2 separate regions of the Homo sapiens genome follow, and region 2 is linked to region 1. A link is a contact called in ENCODE Hi-C or POLR2A ChIA-PET data. All regions are on one chromosome and are shown on one strand. Each heading gives the region's core, a stretch centred on a gene start or an enhancer-like site at or near the end of the contact. The rest is flanking DNA. Distances are from core to core; before and after follow the strand shown.

Region 1 (4,315 bases), core at 704-3,203:
AGGGGCTCCCTCCATCCTTGGCCTGCCCGGTCCTGATTCTCAGGCCTGCCCAGGCTCTAGGATGCTGGCCCTGCATCCTCAAGACACCCTCAGCCTTGTCAGGCTGCACATCCTTGCTGATCGCCAGTTTGGATAACACGGCCCCCAGGAGCTGAGACAGAACAGGAACCATCTGCTGCACTGAACATGAAGTGGGATGCCTGACTCAGGCCGTGGCTCAGGTTTTCTAACCAGCCACCCACCTTGATCCCCTCCAAGACCTAACCTGCCTTTGCTCATCAGGGCTCTGCTAACAGCACAAAACCAAGGCCAGAGGAGCTGATAGAATACTGCACCTGTTAATATGACCCCCGGGGATCCCCCAGCTAGGACCAGGATCCATCCTCCCTGGGAAAGTCAAAGCCCTTTCCATTTTCAGCCAAGTAAACAATCTCTTTCCCACAGAGGGCAAAGCACCTTTGGGCCCTTCTGCATGGTGCCCCGTCATCACAAGAGTCCACCCTGTCCTAGAATCGACTGGAAAAAAGATGCTGGCTGGCACAGTGGCTCACGCCTGTAATCCCAGCACTTTGGGAGGCCAAGGCCAGAGGATCACTTGAGCTCAGGAGTTCGAGACCAGCCTGGGCAACATGGCGAAACCCCATCTCTACAAAAAATATAAAAAAATTAGCCAGGCATGGTGGCATGCACCTGTACTCTCAGCTTCCTGGGAGGGTGAGTGGGAAGATCACTTGAGCCCAGGAGGCAGAGGCTGCAGTGAGCTGAGATCACACCACTGCACTCCAGCCTAGGTGACAGAATGAGACTCTGTCTCAAATTAAAAAAAAAAAAAAAAAATCTAGCCAGCATGGTGGTGCGTCCTAGCTACTCGGGAGGCTGAGGTGGGAGGATTGCTTAAGCCTAGGAAACAGATGCTACAGTGAGCCATGATCACACCACTACGCTCCAGCTTGGGTGACAGAGCGAGACCCTGTCTGAAAAACAAACAACAAAAAAGGATGTCATTCTTGAAGAGGATCCAGAGGGGAATACAGGAAGTGACTGCATTTCTTTATACCAGACTCTAAAAGTACAGACAGCCCATCCAAAGCCCTCGTTTACACATGAGGAAACTAAGGCACTAGGCAAGAAGGGGAGCCACAGACCTGGAGGCCCCTTCACACCTTCAGCTGCTGGGTCCTAAGCCCGCTCCTCGCCATCTGAGACCCAATTGCCCTAGCTGTCAAGGATAACAAGGCCTTCCTAGCACTGGGGAGGGGCTGATGCCTGGGGCTACTGAGCTGCGACCTGCCTGAGACCACAAAGCTGCCACAGGCTCTGCCCATGACCTGCCTGGGACAACACAGCTGCCACAGGCTGTGCCCATGACCTGCCTGGGACCACACAGCTGCCACGGGCTCTGCCCACGACCTGCCTGGGACCACACAGCTGCCACAGGCTCTGCCCACGACCTGCCTGGGACCACACAGCTGCCACCCACAGGCTCTGGTCAAGACCTGCCTGAGACCACACAGATGCTACGGGCTCTGGCTGAGGCTGATTCAAATGGAAGATGTCATTCTTCAAGCCCCTTGAGCCAGTTTAGGACCTCAGAAGCTGTATCTTTTCCTTCCTTCTGAATAAACCTGTGATGAGCAAACTTCCAGGTGAGCCTCTGATATTTCCGATAACAACCTGGGAGAGTTCGTGTAACATCTGGATGTGGAGGGAAGGGCCGTTTCCAACATACCTTTGTAACTGGGCAATCTCTTGACTGATGTCATCAAGCTCCTTCACGCCAGTAAACTCCCCGGAGCCGAGAGAGCCTGAACTGTCCTAGAATTGAATTCAGAGGCGAGATCTCTAATTAGCAACCTGACATCACCTGACAGGAGGCACCAGCAGTTCTCGGGCCCAGGGATAAAATTGTCCCTTTAGTACACAGGGTGAGGTAGCAAAAGTGTCAGCCCCCTGCCTGGGGAAATACCTGGGCAGCCAAGCCACCCTCCCGGGGGCCCCTGTTGAGGAAGGCAGGGACCACAGGCAGCACCCGCCACCGTGGGCTCATGTGTGCCACCAGTGCCACCTGGTGGCAGGCGGTGGGAAGGGATGTCAATACCCCCAGGGCATGACCAGCACCACTCACCGGGCCGGGCGTGCCTCTCTCCGAAGGCGGGACCATGTCCGGCGAGAGGACTTGAGGAGGGTCGATGCCTTTACTGACCTTCTGCTGAATGAAATACATAGCTAACGCGAATTGGTCTTTGCTTAACTTCCCCGTTTGCCTCGTATCGGCCAGGGCCCTGGGAGAAACGTGGGGATGCTAATTACACATCACAGGCGCCGACTCAGCCTGAACCCAAGTCACCGATCCCTTGCTTTTCAAAAACGACAGCGACGAAAACAACGGCAGGGCGTGGTGGCAAGCCCCAGCTCCTTCCCTACTTCACATCTCCTTCCCAGGAAGTGGCCCAGGGGTTCCCCGCTCCCAGTGTCCCCCACCCTAGGAGGGCTGTCAGGGCTGAAGAACCCCAAGCCCCTGACCTGGGCTGAGGAGCCGACCCCCTGGGAAAACCTCACTAGGGCTGAGATGCAGCTGCCTCTTCCTTTGGCTTATCTCGTGCGTGGGGCAGGCTCTGATGCTGCAGGCATGGAGTAGACCAGCCCTTCCGTGGAAATGGGTGCTGAGACCAAGCATTGTCCCTGTAGCTCTGGGTCATCTGAATGGCCCCGGCTACTGGCCTTCAATGGGGATGACAGCAGCACTTTGGGGTGTCATCATGATGAAGAAAGAATCAGCAACGACTCTCTTTCCTTGTTATGAACGGAACGTTTATGTCCCCCCAGATTCCTATGTCCAAATCCTATCCCTCAATGGGATGGTGTTGGGAGGTGGGGCCTCTGGGAGGTGATGAGGTCATGAGGGTGGAGCCTCAGGAGTGGGATTAGTGCCCTTATAAAAGAGGCCCCAGAAGGCTCTCTCTGCTCCTTTTGCCATGTGAGGACACGGCAAGCAGGTGGCCGTCTACAAACTAGGCAGTGAGCCCTCACCAGACACTGGATCTGCTGGTGCCTGGATCACAGACTTCCACCCCCCAGAGCCGTGAGAAATGTCTGTTTCTAAGCCACTCTGTCTATGGCACTTTGTCACAGCAGCCCAATGGTCTAAAACACTCCTCTTGTGCCCAAATGAGGCTGCCACAGGGGCATGGCCACAATGCACAGGACAGTCCCCCACAACTAAGCGTCCCCTGCCCACATAGCTCTTGGATGTCCTGAAAGATGGGCCAAGGCAGCATCTGAATAGCAGCACACAGTGGTCCTGTGGAGCTGAGGTGAGAGGCTCCGCGACACTCACAATCAAGGAGCCAGCCAGGGCCGGGTGCAATGGCTCATGCCTGTGTTCTCAACACTTTGGGAGCTGAGGCGGGCAGATCACCTGAGGTCAGGAGTTCGAGACCAGCTTGGCCAACATGGGGAAATCCCGCCTCTACTAAAAATACAAAAATTAGCCGGGCATGGTGGCGCGCGCCTGTAATCCCAGCTGCTCAGGAGGCTGAGGCACGAGAATCACTTGAACCCAGGAGGCAGAGGTTTCAGTGAGCCAAGATTGCGCCAATGCGCTCCAGCCTGGGCAACAGTGAGTCTCTGTCTCAAAAAAAAAAAATAAAAAAATGAGGAGCCAACCAGGAAGGGAAGGGACCCTTGTGGAGTAAGGACAAGGCCTTTGGCATCTATGAAAAATGTCTTCCTTCACCCATGCTGCCCTCTCAACGAGGGACCTCGTTTCCCACCTCCCGTGTAGCTGCGGCAGAAGCCATTACAACAGAAGTTTCCCCTTTTACCAAAAGAGAGCTGGGACCGTTCTAACAGACTTATTTATACCCAAATGCAGTCCGTGAACAGAGCTGCGGAGAATGAGCAGATCTCAAAGAACATTGCTGATAAATGCCTAGTTATCCCCACAGTTCGAGGCCCTGACGATTTCATACTGCCACTGTCTCTCCCCAGTCTGCCCCTGCGGGCCCCAGCCTGCTCGTGGGCTGCAGCTGCCTCTCCACTCCCGCCCCTTCTCTGCTCCTGCCATCTCTCAAGGAGTGTGGGCTCCAAGGCCCACCTGTGGAAGGTTCTGAGAGAAAGAAGGAGAAGCAAGCTTAGGGGTGGCTCAGTCAGCGGCCATCCGGCTCTGACACCACATCCTGCTCTGCTGACCCGTACGGTGGCAGCCATCGCAGGGAAAAAGCCTCTGTCTTCATGCTCCCCCTCCTCCCAGTCCCTCCTGGTGTGTCATCTACATTGGGCCATGCCCCGCCCCAGCCACTCGCAGACACATCTA
Region 2 (4,315 bases), core at 1,028-3,527, 79 kb after region 1:
GTGGTACAATCTCAGTTCACTGCAACCTCTGCCTCCTGGGTACAAACGATTCTTCTGCCTCAGCCTCCCAATTAGCTGGGATTATAGTTGTGCGCCACCACACTTGGCTAACTTTTTTGTATTTTTGTGGAGACAGGGTTTCACCATGGTGACCAGGCTGGTCTCAAACTCCTGACTTCAAGTAATCCGCCTGCCTTGGCCTCCCAACATGCTGGGATTACAGGCGTGAGCCACCGTGCCTGACCATATTTTTCTTTTTTTTTGAGATGGAGTCTCACTCTGTCACTGAGGCTGGAGTGCAGGGGCATGATCTCTGCTCACTGCAACCTCTGCCTCCCGGGTTCAAGTGATTCTTCTGCCTCAGCCTCCCGAGTAGCTGGGACTACAGGCATGAGCCACCACACCCAGCTAATTTTTGTATTTTTAGTAGAGACAGGGTGTCACCGTATTGGCCAGACTGGTTTTGAACTCCTGACCTCATGATCCGCTCGCCTAAGGCCTCCCAAAGTGCTGGGATTACAGGCATGAGCCACCGCGCCTGGCCTATTTTTCTTTTTAATACGAAAATTAAAATGAGAAAAAGTACCCACTAACCTTTTCCTTCTGAGGGGCATGGCCCTTGATCCTCAAATGCACTTGACTAGTGTCTATTAAGAGGGGCAATTTTGGTAATGCCTACTAATAACACATTCATATAAATATAATCCAAAGAAGGTTAAATACCATTGCATATTTGACAGTGCTTCAAGTATGATTTTATTATACCAAATAAGCTGAATATGTCTCCTTGGACTTCAGGGGACCTAATACCAATAAAAGTAATAATAATGATAATAGGCCAAGCACCATGGCTCACGCCTATAATCCCAGCACTTTAGGAGGCCGAGGCAGGTGGATTACTTAAGGCCAGGAGTTTGAGTCCAGCCTGGGCAATGTGGTGAAACTCTGTCTCTAAAAAAATTAGCAGGGCATGGTGGCGCACGCTTGTAATCGCAGCTCCTCAGAAGCCTGAAGCAAGAGAATCACTTGAACCCGGGAGACGGAGGTTTGAGTGAGCCAAGATCGTGCCACTGCACTCTAGCCTAGGCGACAGAGCGAGACTCCTACTACCAAAAAAAAAAAAAAAAAAAAAAAGGAATCTTTGGCAATAAAGAAAGGAGAGAGGAGGCTGGATGTTGTGGCTCATGCCTGTAATCCCAGCACTTTGGGAGGCCAAGGTGGGTGGATCATGAGGTCAGGAGTTCGAGACCAGCCTGGCCAACGTGGACCCTGTCTCTACTAAAAGTACAAAAATTAGCCGGTCATGGTGGCGCGCGCCTGTAGTCTCAGCTACTCGGGAGGCTGAGGCAGGAGAATTGCTTGAACCCGGGAGGTGGAAGTTGCAGTGAGCCGAAATCGCGCCACTGCACTCCAGCCTGGGCAACAGAGCAAGGCTCCGTCTCAAAAAAAAAAAAAAAAAAAAAGGAGAGAAGAAACAAAAAAACAAGGAAAGGAGCCCCTTAAGTTCTACCTTTGCCTTAATGTCTTCATCTGTAAAACGGGAATAAAAGCGTTTTGGCTGTGCCACAACTACCTAGAGAGGTTGCTATGGAAATGTAACATTAGGCTCAATTTGGTCCTGATTCTACACTAACCTTTATCTTTCTCTTTATGACCATAAAACTTGCCCGACGAAAGTCTAAAATGCCCAAATCGGGAGTCATTGGTGGACTGCAACCATCGGTTTCTCCAATGCTCTGTGGGGAAGGGGAAATAACACCGGTTAGAGGTGATAATGGTTAATTTGGGCTAAGGGAAGGGTGAAGGGGACCCTCGAGGATTCGAGGGTTCGCTGCCGTGGACCCCGTGGCGACTCTGGCCAGCCTTAGGGGGCGGAGATGGGGGAGCTTACACCTCCGCCACCACGGGCGTGGCCCCTTCACCTCCGTCTAGAAATTCCTCTTGGAAATAGACGGTAGCCAGCGCCACTCGCAGCATGCATATGGCCCAGAGCTGGACCAAAGCCCGGGCCATGGGGGTGTGCACTGCGCTTCCGGTCGCCGCCACCCCTTAGCTCCCAGCTCTCTCTGCGGCTCTTCAGGCGCGTCCCGAAACTACAACTCCCGTCACAACTCGCGATTATGACCTGAGGGTCCCATTGGTCGCTGCGGCGCGGGGCACGTTGGGCCCGCCCCGGAACTACCGCTCCCATGACACCCCGCGATTGTGATTCGGGGCGCCATTGGTCTGCGGGGCGCGGTGCTTCCCGGGAGATGTAGTCTCTTCTGCTCTGGCTCTGTTGCCCAGGGCAACCGCTCCTTCAGGCGTGAATGTGGCGGCTGCCTCTGCGAATGGACGGCGTGGGAAGAGGTCGGCAGGGCTGGTGGGGAGGTGACCTAGCTGGGCGTCCGGGCTCGCGAGGGGGATACGGGGAAATGGGGCCTTCTCCGGGGCTGAGCTGGTTGGGCCGCTGCAGGATGGTCCCGCGCCTCAGTTTCCCTGTCTGGGGTCTATTGGAGCATGGTCCTGCGCGGGTCGCTTCATAGCTGGGGAGAAGAGCAGGATGGTCTCAGGGGCGCCAGGGTTTTCAAGTTTTGGTTTGTTGATTTGTAACAACTTTATTGAGCCTTCATTTACATACCATAGTGTTCGCCACTTTTAAGCTGACGACTCCGTTATTTTTAGTAAATCTACAAAGTTGTGAAGCCGTCGCCACCATCCAGCTCATCCAGCTTTAGAACTTTGCGTCAGGCCGGGCGCGGTGATTCACGCCTGGAATCCCAGCACTTTGGGAGGCAGAGGCGGGAGGATCACTTGAGGCCAGGAGATCCAGACCAGCCTGGGCAACCTGGCGAGACCCCATCTCTAAAAAAGATAAAAATAAAAAATTAGCCAGGTGTAGTGGCACGCGCCTGTAGTCCCAGCTACTCAGGATGTTGAGGCAGGAGGGAGGATTGCTTGTGTCCAGGAGGTCAAGGGCTGCTGTGAGCTGTGATCATGCCACTGCACTCCGGCTAATTTTTTGTATTTTTAGTAGAGATGGGGTTTCACCATGTTTGCCACGCTGGTCTCGAACTCCTGACCTCACGTAATCTGCCAGCCTTGGCCTCCCAAAGTGCTGGGATTATAGGCGTGAGTCACAGCACCGGCCCGATCTGCTTTCTGAGTTTATTGGTTTGCCTTTTCTTGACAGTTCTTACAAATGAAATGATAGGGTGTGTGGAGTTTAGTGTCTGGCTACTTTCTTTTTTCTTTCCTTTTTTTTTTTTTTTTGAGACAGATTCTCGCTCTGTTACTTAGGCTGAAGTGCAATGGTGCGATCTCGGCTCACTGCGAACTCCGCCTCCCAGGTTCAAGCAATTCTCCTGTCTCAGCGTCCTGAGTATTTGGGATTACAGGCGCATGACACCACGCCCCGCTAATTTTTGTATTGTTAGTAGAGACGGGGTTTTACCATGTGTGTCAGGCTGGTCTCGATCTCCTGACCTCGTGATCCGCCCGCCTTAGCCTCCCAAAGTGCTGGGATTACAGGCGTGAGCCACTGCGCCCGGCTTGGCTACTTTCCCTTAGCGTGATGTATTTGAGATTCCTGCGTGCTGTTATATTAGTATTTGTTTTTTAAATTGCTGAACTGTATTACACTGTATGGATGGACCATAGTTTGTAATCCATTCACTAATTAATGGATAGTTACATTGTTTTCCGTTTTAGTCTACTAGGAGTAATAAATATTATGGGGCCAGGTATGATGATGTGGGATTGTAATCTCAGCATTTTGGGAGGCTGAGGCTGCGGATCTCTAGAACCCCAGGAATCTGAGAACAGCCTGGGCAACACAGTGAGACCTTGTTTCTACAAAAAGTTAGCTAGGCATGGCAATGTGTGTCTGTAGTCCCAGCTACCCAGGAAGCTGAGGTGGGAGGATCGCGTGACCCCGGGAGGTCGAGGCTGTAGTGAGCCATGATAACACCACTGCACTCAGCCTGGGCAACAGAGTGAGAGCCTGTCTCAAAACAAAACAAAACTATTACGAACATTTGCATACATTTGCATTTCTCTTGGGCCACATGGGAGTGGAATCCCTGGATCACATGGTAACTCTATGTCTAACCTTTTGAGGAACCAACTGTTTTCCACATTGAGGACTACATAATTTTACAATTCCCCCAACAACATATGAGGGTTCCAATTTCTTTATTTTTTTTAGAGATAGGGTCTTGCCCTATCATCCGGGCTGGAGTCCAGTGGCACGATCATAGCTCACTGCAGCCTCAAACTCCTGGGCTCAAGCAATCCTCCCACCTCAGCCTCCCGAGTAACTGGGACTACAGGTGTG

The links. A loop is a pair of places that touch in the nucleus more often than their neighbours do. ChIA-PET counts read pairs that join two places held with the same protein, here RNA polymerase II (POLR2A). Pooled maps may share reads with other maps.
Region 2: a loop to region 1 is called in a pooled map, with 3 times the contacts of the local background. The contact joins the promoter of C19orf44 here to the enhancer-like site in region 1. A Hi-C loop is called at or near these places in 1 of 168 maps with a recorded cell type or tissue (Right ventricle myocardium inferior) and 7 of 50 pooled maps. POLR2A ChIA-PET finds 5 or more read pairs at or near these places in 3 of 52 experiments (A673, RWPE1 and WTC11).

What each region holds. Positions count from the first base shown.
Region 1 is chr19:16,415,823-16,420,137 of GRCh38, forward strand. EPS15L1 (epidermal growth factor receptor pathway substrate 15 like 1) reads right to left here. Exons shown (of 24, transcript NM_001258374.3): 11 at 2,126-2,282; 12 at 1,730-1,815. Among named protein-coding and RNA genes, the nearest start is that of EPS15L1, 54 kb to the right of the region's middle. RefSeq lists enhancers at 1,773-1,842, 1,873-1,922, 2,068-2,671 and a silencer at 2,023-2,102. Within about 2 kb of position 1,954, at least 8 of the 41 ENCODE cell types and tissues checked have a DNase peak (open chromatin) inside an H3K27ac peak, as active enhancers do.
Region 2 is chr19:16,494,117-16,498,431 of GRCh38, forward strand. It overlaps C19orf44 (chromosome 19 open reading frame 44), which reads left to right and starts at 2,278. Exons shown (of 9, transcript NM_032207.4): 1 at 2,278-2,349. CALR3 (calreticulin 3) reads right to left here and starts at 2,051. Exons shown (of 9, transcript NM_145046.5): 1 at 1,923-2,051; 2 at 1,635-1,736. The coding sequence starts at 2,013. RefSeq lists enhancers at 1,315-1,815, 1,816-2,316, 1,951-2,380.